5 separate regions of the Homo sapiens genome follow, and all the other regions are linked to region 4. The links are chromatin loops, found by intact Hi-C in ENCODE. Cell type or tissue: endothelial cell of umbilical vein. All regions are shown on one strand. Region 1 overlaps LINC02768 (long intergenic non-protein coding RNA 2768). Region 2 has its middle 9.2 kb from the start of B3GALNT2. Region 3 overlaps LYST (lysosomal trafficking regulator). Region 4 holds the start of LINC02768 (long intergenic non-protein coding RNA 2768). Region 5 overlaps GNG4 (G protein subunit gamma 4).

Evidence for each region. A loop is a pair of places that touch in the nucleus more often than their neighbours do. Peaks named below come from ENCODE experiments on the same cell type or tissue, not always from the same donor. Only the 100,000 strongest peaks of a DNase experiment are listed, where the experiment ranks them.
Region 1: a loop joins it to region 4, with 5 times the contacts of the local background. A loop is called at or near these places in 19 of 110 quality-filtered maps.
Region 2: it touches region 4 in a loop (13-fold over the local background); 61 of 110 quality-filtered maps call a loop at or near these places.
Region 3: it touches region 4 in a loop (9-fold over the local background); 30 of 110 quality-filtered maps call a loop at or near these places.
Region 5: a loop joins it to region 4, with 11 times the contacts of the local background. A loop is called at or near these places in 3 of 110 quality-filtered maps.

What each region holds. Positions count from the first base shown.
Region 1 is chr1:235,915,667-235,919,666 of GRCh38, reverse strand. The region is part of intron 2 of LINC02768 (long intergenic non-protein coding RNA 2768); the gene reads left to right. All of the region lies in intron 2 of LOC105373215 (a long non-coding RNA gene), which reads right to left. Among named protein-coding and RNA genes, the nearest start is that of LYST, 51 kb to the right of the region's middle. RefSeq lists an enhancer at 939-1,438. In endothelial cell of umbilical vein, no CTCF peak of the experiment used is centred here; a DNase peak (open chromatin) is centred at 2,086; H3K27ac peaks cover 1,640 bases.
Region 2 is chr1:235,511,678-235,515,677 of GRCh38, reverse strand. No RefSeq gene overlaps it. Among named protein-coding and RNA genes, the nearest start is that of B3GALNT2, 9.2 kb to the right of the region's middle. In endothelial cell of umbilical vein, a CTCF peak has its summit at 1,721 (motif pointing left); a DNase peak (open chromatin) is centred at 1,727.
Region 3 is chr1:235,780,884-235,784,883 of GRCh38, reverse strand. It overlaps LYST (lysosomal trafficking regulator), which reads left to right. Exons shown (of 53, transcript NM_000081.4): 15 at 2,797-2,957; 16 at 3,829-4,000. Among named protein-coding and RNA genes, the nearest start is that of MIR1537, 70 kb to the left of the region's middle. In endothelial cell of umbilical vein, a CTCF peak has its summit at 1,551 (motif pointing right); DNase peaks (open chromatin) are centred at 1,523 and 2,863.
Region 4 is chr1:235,970,239-235,974,238 of GRCh38, reverse strand. LINC02768 (long intergenic non-protein coding RNA 2768) reads left to right here and starts at 1,728. Exons shown (of 3, transcript NR_183724.1): 1 at 1,728-2,478. RefSeq lists an enhancer at 2,140-2,189. In endothelial cell of umbilical vein, a CTCF peak has its summit at 2,308 (motif pointing right); a DNase peak (open chromatin) is centred at 2,318; H3K27ac peaks cover 836 bases.
Region 5 is chr1:235,595,918-235,599,917 of GRCh38, reverse strand. The region is part of intron 1 of GNG4 (G protein subunit gamma 4); the gene reads left to right. Among named protein-coding and RNA genes, the nearest start is that of GNG4, 52 kb to the left of the region's middle. In endothelial cell of umbilical vein, a CTCF peak has its summit at 1,621; no DNase peak of the experiment used is centred here.

The DNA of each region.
Region 1 (4,000 bases), 55 kb after region 4:
GTTATTCTGGGAGATGAAAAGGTTTTGAAACTAGAGAGGTGGTGATTGCACGACATTGCGAGTGCACTAAATACCACTGAATTGTGCACTTTATAATAGTTCATGGTATGTTATGTCAATTGCGCATCAATAAAAAGAGAGAGAGAAAAGGGTAAGGGAGAGTCTGGTAGAGGGAAGAGAGGAAAAATGAGAAAGAGAAGAGAAGCAATATTATTAGGCCTGGCATGTGAATTTTTTTATTTTTAAAGGATAATGTGACCATTGAGTCACTGAAATGGAACAGAGCACTCCTCTGATTACAGTGACCACTGACCTCCTATGAGGGGTGGAAGCTCTGTGGCTTCCTTTTCGCCAGCAGCAGTCTTCGATACCGCAAGTCACAAGATGTGGCACCAGCATTATATCTTTGGGTCGACTGGGGGAGGCCCCTCCGGCAGTCTCTCAATCAAACATCTCCAGCTCAGAGGACTCTGCTCTGAGATTAAACCACACAAGGTTCTTTCAGCCCGGGGTCTGGGTAAGGGGTCTGGGCAACCACTTCGGGGCTCAGTGGGCATGTGGGGTACACAGGGAAACGTGAGCCCATCTGGGCTGCAGATTCACTAGGACACTCGGATGGACTGTTTTCGTTAGCTCTCAAATGTGCAAATCATGCTTTTCCTGGTGCTTGGCAGGGCAAAGGCTTGGATTTTTTTTTAAAAAGACAACCTGATGGAGATTGGAGCTGGACAGCAAAGAAGACACATTAGTTGGCCAGTCTAGAGAATGCATTCGGAAGGGTTTCAGCACAAGTCCTCTGCTGTTGAGGTTTGCAGCCCTTGCATTGGGTGCCTTTCAGATAGTCTGGACAAAGGCCTCTGGTAGAGCTGACTGCCTATAACAAAATCACTTCAGAATGAGTATGGAGTTCTACAAAATTCACTGTCTCAAGTCAGACCTGCATGGACTCTAAATGACTGATCTTGGCTGCTTGCCTAGACATCTACCTCCAGGACCACCCTGTTAGCAGTTTGGTGTCTACTTGTGGGTTCCAGCCACCAATCACAGCATCGTCCTTCACTGATGGCTGCTTCCCACATCTCTGCCTAAATCTATGTCCCACTCCGAGGCACTCAGCACTGATGCTGATCATTCCTAAATGCAGATTCTAGAGCGACAGTCGCGCAGAATCTCAGATAAGTTATTATTAATAGAAAAGAATTCAATGTGACACCTAGCATACATAGGCTTTGCCACAGTCAGAACAAAGGTCTTGCAGCACATCCGAGGCTTCCCAACACGCAGATGCTCTCTTGGAGCCCTGAGGAAGCTTCCAGAGCTGTGCCGTTTGCTTGCACCCGGGCAGATCCAGATGGCAGCTGATCACTGCAGGGCTCTGTGATCTGTGCGCCAGCTGGTCCGCTCGCTCGGGCAGTTCAAACGGTGCTCTGTGTTTCAGGAGGGACACCCAGGAGGTCACCTTCTTAGCTTTACAGCCACCTGGTGGATCCCTGCTGGAGTGTCCTCCTCAGCGTTGGGCATGGGGGCGGGTGGTGGTCCCTGAAGGACTCTATCCATAGAGCCCTCTTTAGAAGTCTCCACCGCGCTGAGATGTGCCAATGCAAGACTCACAGTCCCCTTAGATTCCTGTTATGATTGCTGTTCTCTTCTTATTTAAATATTTTCACAAACGACTTTGTTGTTTTCCAGCCTAAGACTTTCAGTAAAGCAGACTATCTTTTAATCTAATAACTCAAATTAAGTGAACATTTTAATTTTCATTTAAAAATTTAAATTTTGTTTAAAATTAAATGAAAACCAAATAATATTTACTTTTAAACAAATCAGTGCAGCATGGTTATGAGCCTCAAGTCCTGACCTGCTTCCCCCGGTCTCCCCCTCCCGGAAATGGTAGTCCTGCCTGAATACCGTTTGCCCATCCAAGGGAATCTGTGCCAGATTATGTCTCCAGGGCTGGAGTTTATAGCTCTCCATCACATGGTGTGGCAACTCATGCTTCTTAATCAGAGCATCAAATGAATGAGTCAATGTGGGCTTGCTTTTATTTTCACAAACTGTCTCCCGAGTCAGGCCTGCTCTGAGCTTCGGGGCCTTTCCCTGGCTCCACTCCAATAACTTGAGTAATTTCCTGTGCTGAGGGCCCTTGTGTGCTGAGACTTCTTCTCACATGAGCCACTAGCTTAGATCCTGAACCTATTTCCAGAGTGCTCATTACAGGCGCTTTGGAAGGAGGTCCGAGCTTTGGAATAGGAGACTGAAGTTCTGGCTTGAATTTTGGCTTTGCCCCGAGTAGCTGTGTGACACTGCACAGGTTAATTAACTTCTCTGAGTTTCCATTCCTGCATCTGTAAAACAGGAATCACAAACAGGATGCCAACAGAGGGATGAGCTCAGGCCTCAGAGTCGGACAAAGCTGCATTCAGATGCCAGCTCTGCAGATTGCTAGCTTCGGAATCCCACCAGAGCCTCCGTGGATGGGAGAGCCGATATCTGCCTTCTGGAGTTCTTGTAGAAAGTAAAAGAGATGATGTATGTACCATGCCTGGCACATGGTTAGGCACTGAGGAAATGTTTTTGAAGACTACAAAATAAGGATAAAACACACGATATGTCTACCTCCGTGGATATTTGAAAGGATCACATTAATATACGTGAAAATACACTGTAAACTATAAAATAGTATAAATGTTATTATTTGGATTCTTTTTCTCTCAGATCATTTTACTCTATTTACTCTTTCCAACTTCTTATTTAGAAAATTTTGGCCAGGCGCGGTGGCTCATGCCTGTAATCCCAGCACTTTGGGAGGCCGAGGCAGGCAGATCACGAGGTCAAGAGATCGAGACCTTCCTGGCCAACATGGTGAAACCCCGTCTCTACTAAAAATACAAAAATTAGCTGGGCGTGGTGGTGTGTGCCTGTAGTCCCAGCTACTCGGGAGGCTGAGGCAGGAGAATCGCCTGAACCCAGGAGGCGGAGGTTGCAGTGAGCCGAGATCATGCACTCCAGCCTGGGCAACAGAGTGAGACTCTGTCTCAAAAAATAAATAAATAAATAAAACATAAAATAAAAATTTCATAGCTGAAAAAAGTTGGACTAGTAAACACCCGAATATCCTTTTCCTAGATTCACCAATTATTAATAGTTGCTTCTTTGCTTGCTGTATCTCTATCTCTATTTAGGTACCTATCATCTATGTATAATTTGTTTAAGCATTTGAAAGTAAGTTGCAGATATCATGAGTCGACCCTAAGTACTTCAGCATGTGTCTCTTGAGAATAACAGCATTCTCCTATAGAACAAAGTACTATTATTACCATATTAGTAGGCTTGGGCTGCTATACCAAAATGCCATAGACTGGGTGACCTCAACAGCACACACTTATTTCTCAAAATTCCAGAGGTTGAAGGTGTAATAAGATCAAGGTGTCAGCTGATTCAGTTCCTGGTGAGGGCCCCCTTCCTGGCTTACAGATTGCAAATGGCTGTTGTTGTCGTCGTCGTCGTCTTCGTCGTCGTCGTCGTCGTCGTCGTCGTCGTCGTCGTCGTCGTCTTCTTCTTCTTCTTCTTCTTCTTCTTCTTCTTCTTCTTCTTCTTCTTCTTCTTCTTCTCTCTTCTTCTTCTTCTTCTCTCTTCTTCTTCCTCTTCTTCTTCCTCTTCTTCTTCTATTATTATACTTTAAGTTCTGGAGTACATGTGCAGAATGTGCGGGTTTGTTACATAGGTATACACATGCCATGGTGGTTTGCTGCACCCATCAACCTGTCATCTACATTAGGTATTTCTCCTGATGCTATCCCTCCACTAGCACCCCCGACAGGCCCCGGTGTGTGATGTTCCCCTCCCTATGTCCATGTGTTCTCATTGTTCAGCTCTCACTTATGAGTGAGAACATGTGGTGTTTGGTTTTCTGTTCTTATGTTAGTTTGCTGAGAATGGATGGTTTCCAGCTTCATCCATGTCCCTGCAAAGGCCATGAACTCATTCTTTTTTATGGCTG
Region 2 (4,000 bases), 460 kb after region 4:
CCAAATTTCCTTGTAAGAAAACTGCTCTCTGTGTCAAGCAGTGCCTAGAATATTGGATCTGAGACGTAAAGTTGAAGAATTACTGAATTAAGGTATGACCAAGGCTTTTTTGGTTTTGTTGTTTTAAAGCAATTCTTAAAATTAATATTTTTCCTTAATCATTTGAGATATATTTTCCAAAGGTTGAGGTTGCATATGCCACATTTTAATCTGGATGTCTTCATATTCATGTTTAGGGAAAAGAATGAAAATAACATGTATAAATTTTACCAATATGTTTTCTCATTTAATATTCAAAACAATCCACTGAAGTATATCCTGTGAGTCTCATTTCACAGATTAGGAATCTGAGACCTAGAGGTAAAGTGCTTGCCATGCTCAAGGCCACACAGCTAATAAATGCAAATCTGAGTTTTGAACTCAAATTTGTTTGCTGGATCTGCAGATAATATTTTGATTCTGTTTTTTCTCTGACAAAGATTTCTGAATTTTAAATTTTATGACATTAGATTCTGCCAAGATTCCCTGAATAAGGTGTGCTCATTCACTTTACCATTCCGAACTCCTAAAACTTCTTATCTTTAGACATCTCTAGTCCTATCTTTGATAACAAGAAATTTGCTGTTATGTGTCATAGGTTTTTGGTTTGTTTGTTTTGTTTCTTTTTTTGAGACAGAGTCCCACTCTGTTGCCCAGCAGGCTGGAGTGTAGTGATGTGATCTCGATTCACTGCAACCTCTGCCTCCTGAGGTTCAAGTGATTCTCCTGCCTCAGCCTCCTGAGTAGCTGGGATTACAGGTGCACGCCACCACGCCAGGCTAATTTTTGTTATTTTTTTTAGAGATGGCATTTCACCATGTTGGCCAGGCTGGTCTCGAACTCCTGACCTCAAGTGATTCGCCCGCCTCAGCCTCCTGAAGTGCTGGGATTACAGGCGTGAGCCATGGCGCCTGGCCTATAGTTTTTTAAAATGTTTATAATCTTCAATAGCAAGGTCCCCCAAAGTCTACTGAAGCTAGACTTGACTGAAAATTTATATACACAAATAAGAAATGTGTGCATATAGCAATGCGTGTGCTAAAACTGAAGGGATAGGCCAGACACAGTGGCTCACACCTGTAATCCAAGCACTTTGGGAGGCCGAGGTGGGCAGATCATTTGAGGTCAGGAGTTCAAGACCAGCCTGGCTAACATGGTGAAACCCCATCTCTACTAAAAAAAAATACAAAAATTAGCCAGGCGTGGTGGTAGGCACCTGTAATCCCACTCGGGAGGCTGAGGCAGGAGAATCTCTTGAACCTAGGAGGCGGAGGTTGCAGTGAGCCGAGATTGTGCCATTGCACTCCAGGCTGGGCAACAGAGCGATACTCTGTCTCAAAAAAAAAGAAGTGATAAAACTAATGGAAATTATTCTGTATTAGGAAGAAGATGGAAGTTCATCATTTTAAAGATAAAATGGCTCAGTGTGAAAATGCAACATATTTTATAATTACCCAAAAATTATTTTTTCTTTGAGAACCAAGAGATATTCTTTTTCACAAAAACGTGTATGAATTTTCCCAAAGTAAAATCTAAGTTGAAATCTCCTATTTTGAGTTTAAGCCTGTGGAGCTAACCTTTACCAATCTTAGTTGCCATCCAAAATCTCTAATTAAATTTTTCTCAAAAACCAAACCAAACCAAACCAAACGAGGCAAAAAGAGGCAAGCTCTTTACTGCCACCTACCGTCAGAAAAAAATAGCCCACTAAGTGTAAGGATAAATGACTTGCATGGAAAACTTGAGGCGTGGACAGGGAGACCATATGGTCTGGTTTGCAGATAGTTCCTGTTGTCTTGACATTTATCCATTTTAGCATTTGTCCTGCCCCCTTTTTCTCTCAAAACCTTGATTTAGATTACAAATTATATGGTTGTTACTGGCTGTTTCCATACATCACTTAAAATACTCAAGTCAGGCTTATCTCTCCCATCTAAATGCACACACACACTTCTTCAATCAGAGCCCTCTTCCCAGCTCCCATTCTTTCTCGTTCTGATCTTCATGACCAAACTTCTCAAAATAGTAATGCACACACCATTTCCACTTCATTACTTCTCATTCACTCCTCAACTCACAGTACTCTCCCTTCTGCTCTACCTATTCCTCGAAACTGCTAGTTACCTGGCCACTCTCAAATCAGCAGACACATTTCTGCCTTGATCTTGCTTCATATGTTGTCAACAGGCATGAGCCACCACGCCCGGCTAATTTTTGTTTTTGTTTTTTTTAGAGACAGTGTTTCACCATGTTGGTCAGGTTGTACGCTGTCGTCTGCACTCCCTCTGCCATCTTACATCTTGTCTTGGGTGACACATCCTCCTGTTTTCCTCCTATAGTCTGGATTCTTGTCAATGTCCTTTATAATTTTAACTTCCTCTGCTCACACCTAAATGTTGGTGTCTCCCTTCATCATCGCTCTACAGACTATGCCTGGGTAATCTCACCTTGTGAGTTCTACTGCAATCAACTTGCTAAAGATTCCCAAATTCATTGATTCACTCATTCATTCACTGTTTGTTCAATAAATATTTATGGAGCACCTACAAAATGCCAGTGACTTCTCCAGGTTCTGGGATATATCAGGGAACAAAACGGGAGGGAAAATTTCTGCCCTGTGTAGACAGTAAGACAATAAACCGCAAACAAAATAAATAAGTAAATTGAACAGTATGTTTAAGAGTGATAAGTGACACATGGCAGGTCGCAGTGGCTCACGCCATTAATCCCAGCACTTTGGGAGGCCGAGGCAGGCGGATCACAAGGTCAGGAGTTTGAGACCAGCCTGACCAACATGGTGAAACCCCACCTCTACTAAAAATACAAAAATTAGCTGGGCATGGTAGTATGCACCTGTAATCCCAACTACTCAGGAGGGTGAGGCAGGAGAATCGCTTGAACCCGGGAAGTGGAGGTTGCAGTGAGCCGAAATCACACCACTGCACTCCAGCCTGGGCAACAGAGTGAGACTGTCTCAAAACAAAACAAAACAAAAAAAGAGTGATAAGTGATACAGAATAGAGTAATAGAGATTGGGGATGGTGGAGCAGGGTTTTTTAATAGAAGGGACAGGGAAGGCCTCATGGAAAAGGCAACATTTTAGTTGACTTGAAGAAGAAGAAGGAATAAGCTATGAAAATATCTGGAAGAAGAGCAGAAGAAACAAAGTGCAAAGATCCCGAGGAAAGAATGTACCTGTCCTATTCTCGGGATGGAAAGGAGGCCAGGATGGTTCTGGAGCAAACTGAATGAGAAGGAGGGGAATAGAGGATGAGGTTAGAGGGGTTCAGGCCTGCAGATGACAACGGCCTGCAGATGACAATGGCCTACAGATGACAACGGCCTGCAGATGACAACGGCCTACAGATGACAACGGCCTGCAGGCCACTGTAAGGGACTCTGGTTTCCCTGTGAGAGAACAGAACTGGAGAGCCATTTGCAGGGTTTTAGGTAGAGAAATGACATCATCTTTCATGTCATTTAACAGAATCGCTGTCTTAGGTCAGGTTCCCATGGAAACATACTCTGAAACACGGGTTGTATACAGGTTTACTGGGGACTGCTCTTGGGAATGCCGGTAAGGGAGTGAGGAAAGCAGAATTGGGCGGAGGGAGAAGTTGGACTGTGACGCAGTTGCAAGAGAGGCCACGGGATGGCTCTTCAGAGTTACCCACATCTTTACACCGTTCCTTGAGTAGTCACTGGATGCAGGTTGTCTCTCAGGAGGGAGCTGTACCCTTGGGTGAGGCAGCCACCTTCAGCCAAGGGCAGTTCCCAGAGAGAGAGATTCAACTGAGACTCCTTTGCAGTCAACATTTTCCATCCTGAATTGGGGAGATGCACCACAGCATCTTAGAGTCGGCCTCTGCACCCTCAGATAGATCAACTCCATATAGAAGCACCCAGGATCCCTCTTCCATCTTCTGGTTGGCTCTTGCTACTGCAGCTTTTCTCAAGACTT
Region 3 (4,000 bases), 190 kb after region 4:
TCTGTGACGTTCTCGATCTTCATAGCTGCCATGGCAGCTGTAGCCAATCAGCAAATTTGTTTCCAGAACCTATAGTTAAATCAGATGGAGCTGGGGCTGGAGTTGTAAGTAGAGAGCCCCTTTCTCCTAGGCACTCTCCACTCAATTTCTTGAGCTCTCAATATGTGCCAGGCACTGTATTAGGCACTTTATACAGATTACCTGATTTAATCCTCCCAACAATACTATAAAGTAGGTATATTATTATCCCAATTTTACATATGAGGCAACTGAGACCTAGAGTGACTTTCCCAAACTCATGCCACAAGTAAGGGGTAGAGCTGAAAGTTTAACCTAAACTCTGACCCTAGGGAGGGCCCATGCTTTAAAACCCTATGCTTTACTGCCCCTGCAGCCTTTTTCTGAATTATGTCAGCTGACAGGTAGAGGAACCATAAACTATTAGAAATGTTCAGAATGAGAGATTAGATTTTTATTGTGGACAGTCTGAAATTAGTAAGCATGGTCACTTGATTCACATATCACTCTGTTTTTTTACCCACCAACTTACAGCTATACTCCTTTGAGAGAATTGTTTGCCATTTGGCACAAGTTAATTTCATTGGTTAACAGAGCAAGTGACCAAGGACAAATATTTTATTCTGTTGACTTAAACTTGGTTCTCTAGTATCTTTGTCACTTTATAAGCTATAGAATAATTTCTAGGCCAGGCATGGTGCTTCATGCCTGTAATCCCAGCACTTTGATAGGCCGAGGCAGAAGGATTGCTTGAGCACGGGAATTCAAGACCAACCTGGGCAACATGGAAAATCCCTGTCTCCACTAAAAATAAAAAAATTAGCTGGGCATGGTAATGCGTAGCTGTAGTCCCAGCTATTCGGGACACTGAGGCAGGAGGATCACCTGAGCCCAGTAAGTCAAGGCTACAGTGAGCCATGATTGCACCCCTGCACTTCAGCCTGGGTGACAGAGCGAGACCCTGTCTCAATTTAAAAGAAAAAAAAAAAGAATTTCTAAAAGAATACATTTGAAGAGGCCTTTTAAAATAAGGTAACAGTACTGAAAATGAGTTAATACTTTCTATTAGTTGTTATTAACAGCTTACAAATATGGCAGAAATATATGGCACATAGTAGATACTTAATATTTGTTTAATTCATTTTGCATTCATCCTGCAATAGGTTTTCTTTCACCCTTAAAAACACTATTTTATTTTTATTTCATTGTTATATTTTTATTTTACTTTAGTTCTGGGATACATGTGCAGAACGTGCAGGTTTGTTACATAGGTATACATGTGCCATGGTGGTTTGCTGCACCCATCAACCCGTCATCTAGGTTTTAAGCCCCACGTGCATTAGGTATTTGTCCTGATACTCTTCCTCCCCTTGCCCCAACACCCGCCGACAGGCCCCGGTGTGTGATGTTCCCCTCCCTGTGTCCGTATGTTCTCATTGAAAAACTATTTTTTAAAATAAAAAATTTAAAACTATTTTAAGTCATAATGCCACTAGATGGCAATAGAGTTTCAGTCACAGCCATTTATTTGGTCAAGGAGAAGTATGTCATTGAATGTATCCCACATCTTTCCTTTATTAAAAAAAAAAACATTAAAATAGTTAAGTTTATATGTTATATGTGAAACAGAGAGCCTTAGGCAAAACTTTTAAAATAAATATACACAAAGTTGAATTTCTCATTAAGAGCTACCCGTGTTAGCTTATCCTGTCTTCATCTTACAAATTTTATTTAGACTTTGCCTTCATAGATTACTCTCATTATCTTAAAATGGAGTTTAAAACATTCCTAAATTAGGGGTAGAGCTCTGTGGTTTCACTAGTTGATGAAGTCCTCCCTGCTTTGTGTGTCTTTCTGTGAGAAAGCCTTATTTTGCCTTTTCCAGTACTGTCTTTTGTAAGCATTCCTTCACCGTTATCCATGAAGCAAAAGAGACTAATCAAAAGCTGCATAATCACTTAGCATTAAGAAAACAGAAAATGCAGAAAGTATTGGCATTTCAATGGCTAGACAGAAATTTTGAAGAAGTTATGTTTTTACTGATTAGTTTTCAAAGGCCTCATAGATGACATAACATTTTTGGAATGTCATGGATTCCAGTTTTTGGAATTGTTTGTCAAGATGGGAGACTTCTTGGCAAAATTAAGGGGAGGTGGTTGGTTTATATCTGTAAACCAGGAAGGTGCATATACAGAAGTCAAATGGCAAAGAAAACTTGCAGCAAATGTTTAGTCACATTTCCCATGGCCTGCCGTGGGATCATCAGGTATCTCTCTTTGGCTCCCCTCTTTCTGCAGCACCTTTGACCAAGAGACAAACAATTAGCCCTCCTCTCTTGCCCCAGTGCCAGCTGATAATGACCCAAGAAAATTGTTCAAGAATTCCCCATTGTAGGCCGGGTGTGGTGGCTCACACCTGTAATCCCAGCACTTTGGGAGGCCAAGGCGGGTGGATCATGAGGTCAGGAGATAGAGACCATCCTGGCTAACACAGTGAAACCCCGTCTTTACTAAAAAAAAAATACAAAAAATTAACCAGGCCTGGTGGCGGGCACCTGTAATCCCAGCTACTTGGGAGGCTGAGGCAGGAGAATGGTGTGAACCCAGGAGGCGGAGCTTGCAGTGAGCTGAGATCGTGCCAACCTGGGCAACAGAGCGAGACTCTGTCTCCAAAAAAAAAAAAAAAGAATTCCCCATTGTTAAATATTCATACTTTAAAAATACTTAGTACTAGACTTCCTAAAGTCATTGCTTTAACTTTGTTTTGTTTTTAATGTAGGAAGCCTGATGTTACTTTGGATTTTATGCTTCCAAGAAAAACAAGTTTGTCATCTGATAGCAATAAAACATTTTGCATGATTGGCCATTGTTTATCATCCCAAGAAGAGTTTTTGCAGTTGGCTGGAAAATGGGACCTGGGAAATTTGCTTCTCTTCAACGGTGAGTGAGCTATGATTGCACCACTGCACTTCAGCCTGGGCGACAGAGTGAGATTTTTTTCCTTTGAAACATTTCCAGTTTTTTTTCTCAGTTAACAAATATTAAACTAAGTAAATTAACCTGGCTAAAATATCCATCTATGTTCCTTTACTTGTGTTTAATAAGTACTGTATTTCCAAGATTCTAAGATATACTTTTAAAATATTTTAACGTTTTTGTAATCTAGTTGTGTCTTACAATTGATATATACATTTAATATAAAAATGTATTTCTTCCATCCTCAAAAAAGAGAAGCTCATATTAACTTAGCGTTTTTTTATACTGGATAATGTAGCATCATGACTAGTAAACTTATCTTGGTTGTCTCCTTTATAATTTTATTATATCTTATACAAATATCAAATTTTAGGGAAAAATGAAATATATGATTTTTAAAAAATATGTCCTTAAACCTCACACATAATAGCATTCAGACAGTGTTTATTGACTAAATAGGAAGGAATAAAGATATTGATTCAAATTTTAGTTAGAAATGGAGTTTACCAAGATATAGCTCCCATTATTTAAAAAATACAACAAAGTAAAATAAAACAGAAAACCTGTTTTCTGGCTAAGGAGCAAATGGAAATGTTATGATTTAATTAAAAGCTTCACAATTAACTTTATATACATTAATTCATCTTCCATCATAGTTGACATAGGTTATTTTCTCGTTACACCAATTTCGAAATTGAGGCTTTATCAATTTTATAAAATATAGTGAACAACTGAAAGAATCTGGCTACAAAAAATAATTCCTGGTTTCTTGCTTTTTATGAAAAATTCTGGTTAGGGTGTTTTAAATAACTAACTTTATTTTTCTGCTATTCAGGAGCTAAGGTTGGTTCACAAGAGGCCTTTTATCTGTATGCTTGTGGACCCAACCATACATCTGTAATGCCATGTAAGTATGGCAAGCCAGTCAATGACTACTCCAAATATATTAATAAAGAAATTTTGCGATGTGAACAAATCAGAGAACTTTTTATGACCAAGAAAGATGT
Region 4 (4,000 bases):
CATTTATATGAAGAAGATATACAAATGGCCAATAAGCATATGAAAAGATGCTCAATATCATTAGTCATTAGGTAAATGCAAATAAAAACCACAATTTGACACCAGTTTACAGTATTAAGATGGCTTTTATCAAAACAAAACAAAACAAAACAAGTACTGGAGAGCATCTGGAAACGTTGTCCGTTGCTGATGGGAATGAAAACAGACAGCTTGGTGGTTCCTCAAAAAGTTGAATATAGAATTACTATATGATCCAGCAGTTCCACTCCTAGGACTATACCCAAAATAATAGAAAACAAGGGCTGGAACAGATGCTTCTGTGTTACTGTCCATTGCAATATCATTCACTGTAGCCAAAAGATGGAAACAACCCAAGTGTCCATCAACAGATGAATGGATAAACAAAATACGTTATGTACATAAAATGGAATATCACTGAGCCTAACAAATGAAATCCTGATACATGCTACAACACAGATGAACCGTCAGGACATTATGCTGTGGGAAATAAGCCAGACACAAACTATCAAGCAATATATGCGCTTCCATTTATATGAGGTATCTAGAATGTACCAATTCATGGAGACTGAAAGTAGATCAAAGGTTACCGGGGGCTGTGGGGAGGTGGAATGGAGAGTTATTGCTCGATGGCTACAGAATTCTTACCTGGGAAAATGAAAAGTATTGGAAATAGTGGTGATGGTTGCACAATATTGCGAATGTAATAAATGTCAGTGACTTGTACACTTAAGAATTATTAATGGCTGGGCACGGTGGCTCACGCCTGTAATCCCAGCACTTTGGGAGGCCAAGACGGGCGGATCACAAGGTCAGGAGATCAAGACCATCCTCGCCAACATGGTGAAACCCCGTCTCTACTAAAATGTAAAAAATTAGCCGGGTGCGGTGGTGCGCACCTGTAGTCCCAGCTACTCAGGAGGCTGAGGTAGAGGAATCGCTTGAACCCGGGAGGCGGAGGTTGCAGTGAGCTGAGATCGTGCCATTGCACTCCAGCCTGGCAACAGAGCAAGATTCTGTCTCAAAAAAAAAAATTATTAACATGGCAAATTTCATGATATATACATATTTTACAATTTTTAAAATTAATAATGTAATATACCCAAAACCATTGCAGGTACACTTTGGGTGAATTACATAGCATGTGAATTATATCTCAATAAAGCTGTTTTGGGTGGGCACAGTGGCTCACATCTGTAATCTCAGCACTTTAGGAGGCTGAGGCAGGAGGACAACTTGAGGCCAGTAATTTGAGACCAGCCTGGGCAATATAGTGAGACCCCCATCTCTACAAAATCTTTTAAAAATTAGCCGGGTGTAGTGGCAAGTGCCTGTAGTCCTAGCTACTCAGGAGGCTGAGGCAGGAGGATTGCTTGAGCCCGGGAGTTTGAGGTTACAGTGAGCTATGATCATGCCGCTGCACTCCAGCCTGGGCCACAGAGCAAGACCCTGTCAAATAAATAAATAAGCTGTTTTTTAAAAATCACTGTAATTAAAAACAAAAACTCCTGGATACCTAAGGTTGGCAAAATGCTGATCGTTGTTGTGGCTGGCCGAATTCTAAAGATTTCAAGATTCTAATTTTGTACTGCTCTGAAGGGACTTTGCAGATGGAATTTAGATGACTAAGTAGCTGACGTTAAAACAGGCAAATTATCCTGGGTTATCCAGGCAGGCCCTTAAAAACAGAGGAGGGAGGCAGAAGAGTCAGAGAGATAAGGCAGAAACAGAAAGCGGGAGAGGAGAGGGTGAAGGGGGAGAGGGACTATTTACACTTCCCTTTAGGTTACAGGCACAGAGAAACCTTTAGGCTGAACTTAAAATATGTGAGTAGCTTTAAGCTAAACTTGATTTAACAGGGAAAAACAGGACTTTGCAAAAATTCTTTTAGGGAGTGTACTATCGAGCACATTTGAAGACCACAGGTCTCGAAAGCGGGGAAGACGGGACCCAGAGTCCCCCGCAGCAGCGTCACGGCCCAGCTCTGGTTCTCAAGTTGGGCTGCTGTTTTTCCCCTTTTTCTCATCCGCCAGGATGCCAGGCGCTGCTGAAAGCTGCAGCCGAAAGGATTTAGAATTCCTTACAACGGAGAAAGGGTCTTTGCTCAGACAACATGGACTTAAGAGACGGAAGGGCCAAAAAGGCTTGAAAACAGGCTCGAAGAGCGGCTTCCTGGTAGCTAGAAGCTTAAGTGGGGACAGATGAGCTTAACTGGCAAGCCTGCGTGTGTGCTCTCCAGCCCCCGTGATTCAGTTTAAATCTGGGCGGGTCTCCTCAAAGACAGTTCCAGAAGGGGCCACGTGAGGGCAGTAAGAGCCTCTCAATGCCTGTTTTTGGGGGAAGAGAGAAGTGAGGGCGGAGCGCGGGGAGCGTCCCAGGCCTGGCTACCCGGATAACTTCCCCAAAAGAAGCTATGCTCGGGCCTTCCCATCGTCCCACTCAAGAGCTTTCTTCATATTGGTGAGTTGCCCAACTGCTAGCAAAAGAACTTCCCAATTATGGTCAAGCCTCTTCATCTAAATTCAGATTTCCACCAAATAGCCCAGCCCTTTTCCTCCCCAAGTCATCTCCTTACTCAAACATTTGCAGACATTCGTCACACGAGATCCCCAGCCGTGGGCTCAGCATCTTACACCGAGGTACGAAAACACAGAAGTATTCCTGAGTGTATTCTGTGTATGCAAAAGTGCATACGTCTCCTTATGGACCAGGTTCTGAGTGAATCTAAGTGGAAAACACGGAATAGCAGGCTAATTCCAGAAAATGCAGGGCTTTTGCAAATAAGTGGGCGTCTAGTCACTAAGCAGGTAGTAATAACAGGTGATGCTAAATGATTGCTTCGAACCACTTTGTTAAGGGGATCAGAGAAGGGAGAAGGCTCAGGAGAGAGAGTGCAGCAAGAAGCTTTTATTAGCTGGATGGAAATGGGAAAACTAACTCAGGATAACCTTATGTAGTAGAATTTATTGTGCCCATTGAGTAAGTCAGGAAACTGAGGGTTAAGGAGGTGAAGTAACTTGGCAAAGGTCACGCCGTCAGAGCAGAGTCCAGTTCCAGATTTGGTTTACTCTAAATACCCTTCCTCACCCCCCTTTTTAAGAAATACCTTAAATGAAAATTTATTTTTACTTTATCTTACATTATTATTTATTTGTATTCAGCACATTTTCATTTAGAAAGTTGGAAAATAAAGGCACAAGAAAAACAAATAACAGTAATTTCATTACTCAATAATGGCCTCATCACTACAATCTTGTCCAGAAATGTTGTAAACACACACACACAATACTTTTACATATATTTTTGTAAGATATATATATAACAAAAAATGTGATCCTGTGATACTTTTCCGTATTTTTGTTTTCCATTTAAATAAATGTGCATATGAACATTACTTTGATCAACTACATAATAGTATCATACTCTATTATATGGACAATAAACTCTCACCAGTTCATTTATTGATGAACTTTTAGGGTGTTTCTATGTGTTTTTTGATGTGATAAATAACAATAAACCAATAAACACCCACATACTAATATCAGTGTCCTTTTTTTTTTTTTTTTTTTTTTTTTGAGAGTCACGCTCTGTTGCCCAGGCTGGAGTGCAGTGGTGCAATCTCAGCTCACTGCAACCTCCGCCTCCCGGGTTCAACAATTCTCCTGCCTCAGCCTCCCGAGCAGCTGCGACCACAGGCATGTGCCACCATGCCCAGCTAATTTTTTATATTTGTAGTAGGGATGTGGTTTCACCATGTTATCCAGGATGGTCTCAATCTCCTGACCTCATGATTCACCCGCCTCGGCCTCCCAAAGTGCTGGGATTACAGGCATGAGCCACCACGCCCGACCCTCAGTGTCCTTATTAATATCTTTAGGATAAATTTCAACTCAGGATTATTTAAAAATTTAAGACTTTCAATAGATACTCCCCAACTGCCTTACAGAAAGTTTGTACCACTTTATACTTCCACCAGCGGGAG
Region 5 (4,000 bases), 370 kb after region 4:
AATGCCAGGAGGACAAGGAGAAATTGATAGTGTCTTTTCTGATGTGTGGCCTCTCAAAGAGCTTCTAGAGTTAGTAAGTTATCTAAAAGAGGAATCTAAAAAGCTGATGGGGCTGTGAATAACATTAAGGGTCAGGAGAACAGCACCTCTGCTGTCCACCACTGTTATGACTGACCCACGTGTCTTCAGCCAGGCTCTTCATCTTGGACCCTGCATAAGGCAGGACTGGGCCCTGCTGGTCTAGCTCAGAACTTTTCAAACTCTAACGTAAACCTGAATCACCTGGGTTAAAACGCAGATTCGGCTGGGTGCAATGCCTCACACATGTAACCCCAGCACTTTGGGAGGCCAAGGTGGGCGGATCACTTGAGGTCAGAGTTTGTTATCAGCCTGGCCAACATGGTGAAACCCCGTCTCTACTAAAAATGCAAAAATTAGCCAGGCGTGTTGGCTCGCGCCTGTAATCCCAGCTACTCGGGAGGCTGAGGCAGGAGACTCGCTTGAACCCGGGAGGCGGCGGTTGCAGTGAACCAAGATCGCGTCACTGCACTCCAGCCTAGGCAACAAAGCGAGACTCTGTCTCAAAAAAAAAAAAAACAAACCAAAAAACAAACAACGACAACAAAAAAACCCGCAGATTTGACTTCGTAGGTTTGGGTAGGACCTGAGATTCTGCATTGCTAACGAGCTCCAGGGGATACTGAAGCTGATGTCTCCCACCAGGCTGTGAGTAGCAGCATGCAGCCTCCCCGAGGTCCCAGCCAGTCCTGTTGAGTGAGAGCCTGAGATACGGGTTTCATGACATACACACCAAAGTGTGGGATGCTCCAGCTAGATGCAGACTTGAGCAGTGTGTCTCAAACGCGGCTGCACATTAAAAGCACCTGGGAAGGCCGGGTGTGGTGGCTCATGCCTGTAATCCCAGCACTTTGGGAGGCCAAGGCAGGCGGATCACTTGAGGTCAGGGGTTCAAGACCAGCCTGACCAACATGGTGAAACCCCATCTCTACTAAAAATACAAAAATTAAGCTAGGCATGGTGGCATGCACCTGTAATCCCAGGTACTTGGGAGGCTGAGGCAGGAGAGTCACTTGAACCTAGGAGTCGGAGGTTGCAGTGAGCCGAGATCACACCACTGCACTCCAGCCTGGGCAACAGAGTGAGCCTGTCTCAAAAAAAAAAAAATCACCTGGGAAGCTTCAACTTCCACTGATGCCTCAGTCCTCCCCCAGAGATTGTGGCTTAAAGGGCCTGGGGTTTGACTTGGGCATCAAGATCTTTATTTTTTTAATTTTATATTTTTGGGGTTTTTTGAGAAAGGGTCTCTGTTGCCCAGGCTGGAGTGCAGTAGCATGATTACAGCTCACTGCAGCCTCAAAATTCCAGGCTCAGGCGATCCTCCTGCCTCAGCCTCCTGAATAGCTGGGATCACAGGCGTGTGCCACCACACCCAGATAATTTTTAAATTTTTTGTAGAGATGGGGTCTTACTGTGCTGCCCAGGCTGGTCTTGAACTCCTGGGCTCAAACAATCCTCCGCTGCAGATTCCCAAAGCACTGGGATTACAGACGTGAGTCACTGCACCCAGCTGGAATCGGGATCCTTAAAAGTCCCCCTAGTGGTTCAGATGTACAGCAAAGTCTGAGAAGCTCTGGTTGCCTATAGAGCAGTGGTTTTATCATAATCTCCAAGAGAGCTAAGACAGAACTCTAAGGTCATGGAGGTGGGTAGAGCAGGGCCTTAGTCTCTGTACATTCCCAGAGGATTCTGATCCCAACCAAATTTGGGGAACCGATGGTAGAGAACAGCTTCCCCACAGTGGGCTGGGGAGTGTAGTGTGCAACCTACAGGTACAGCCTTGATCCAGCACCTCAGCCCTCTGGGTGGGGTCTTGGGTAGCCAGAGTCAGGGAAGCCAGTTGCCTCAGTGGTTCTGTTTTCCCCAGAATGTGGTGGAAAAGTAGAAGAAGCACTGTTATATTAAAATACAAAACCAACTCCGGGTGCAGTGGTTCACCCCTGTAATCCCAGCACTTTGGGAGGTGAGTGGATCACCTGAGGTCAGGAGTTCAAGATTAGCCTGGCCAACATGGTGAAACCCTGTCTCTACAAAAATAGAAAAAAAATTAGCCAGGTGTGGTGGTGGGCACCTGTAATCCCACCTACTTGGGAGGCTGAGGCAGGAGAATCACTTGAATCTGGGAGGTAGAGTTTGCAGTGAGCTGAGATCGCACCATTGCACTCCAGCCTGGGCTACAGAGTGAGACTCCATCTGAAAAAAAAAAAAATACACACACACACACACACACACACACACACACACACACACAGCAAACAAGTTAAAAAAAAAAACAAACTAAAACATAAAGCATTCCTGGATCTCTGTCAGAGCTCTTTACAAGATCATGAGTCCCATTCATAAGAGCTCCATCCTCATGACTTAACCACCTCTCAGAGGTCCCACCTCCTAACAGCATCACCTTGGGGCTTTGGATTTCAATATAGGAATTTGGGGGGGGTAGGGGGGACATAAACATTCTGACCATAGCACAGGCTGAGAAAAATGCACCAAGCACAACTTCAAACCATCTCCCCTGAAGTTGAGGCCAAAATGAATTTGGATTCCATTTTAGCCAGGGGAGCAAACAGGTCTGTCAGCTTATTCTTGTCGGGCTTTTAGCTTTGCTCCAAGTTCATTAGGATGCCTCGGAGATGGATGCCGTAGGGCAGAGCATTCGGAAAACCCTTGGGGAATGAACTCATTACCCCAGAGTCAGCCATCCTGGAGAGACTGTCCTGGAGAAGTCACAGTTACGGAGGATGGCTGCAAAGGGAAGGCGAACAGGGCTATGAGTCTTGAATGGGCTGTAAGAAACCTTTCAAAGGCCAGGCACAGTGGCTCATGGCTGTAATCCCAGCACTTTGGGAGGCCGTAGGTGGGAGGATCCCTTGAGCCTAGGAGTTCAAGACCAGCCTGGGCAACATAGTGAAACTCCGTCTCTACAAAATAAAAAAAAAAAAAGTAAAAATTAGCCAGGCATGGTAGTGGACGCCTGTAGTCCCAGCTACACAGGAGGCTCAGGTGGCAGGCTCGTTTGAGCCCAGTTCAAGCCTACAGTGAGCCGTGATTTTTCCACTGCACTCCAGCCTGGGCAACGAAGCGAGACCCTATCTCAAAAAATAAATATTAAAAAAAAAGAGCTTTCGAGTCGTCTGATCTCTTCTATGCTAAATGTCCTTTGGTTGAAATCAAATTTCTAATGCATGTAAGTATATTATACATCAACAGGCTAACCATAGTTATCTCTGGGAAAAGGCATTATCACTGGTCTTTATTTTCTTTGTTGTAATTATCTTTATCTGCACATTTTTTGATAATAGGTGTTTTTTTGTTTTGTTTTGTTTTTTGCTCTTGTTGCCCAGGCATGATCTTGGCTCACCGCAACCTCTGCCTGTCGGGTTCAAATGATTCTCCCACCTCAGCTTCCCAACTAGCTAGGATTACAGGCATGTGCCACCACGCCTGGCTAATTTTGTATTTTTTGTAGAGACAGGGTTTCTCCATATTTGTCAGGCTGGTCTCGAACTTCCCACCTCAGTTGATCTGCCCACCTCGGCCTCCCAAAATGCTGGGATTACAGGCATAAGCCCCTGCGCCCGGCCAGGTGTGTGTGTGTGTGTGTGTGTGTGTGTGTGTGTGTGTGTGTGTATTTTGTTTGTTTGTTTTTGTTTTGTTTTTGTTTTTGAGACAGAGTCTCGCTCTGTCACCCAGGCTGGAGTGCAGTGGAGCGATCTTGGCTCACCGCAAGCTCCGCCTCCCGGGTTCACACTATTCTCCTGCCTCAGCCTCCCAGGTAGCTGGGACTACAGGCGCCCACCATCACGCCTGGCTAATTTTTTGTATTTTTAGTGGAGACGGGGTTTCACCCAGTTAGCCAAGATGGTCTCGATCTCCTGACCTCGTGATCCGCCCGCCTCGGCCTCCCAAAGTGCTGGGATTA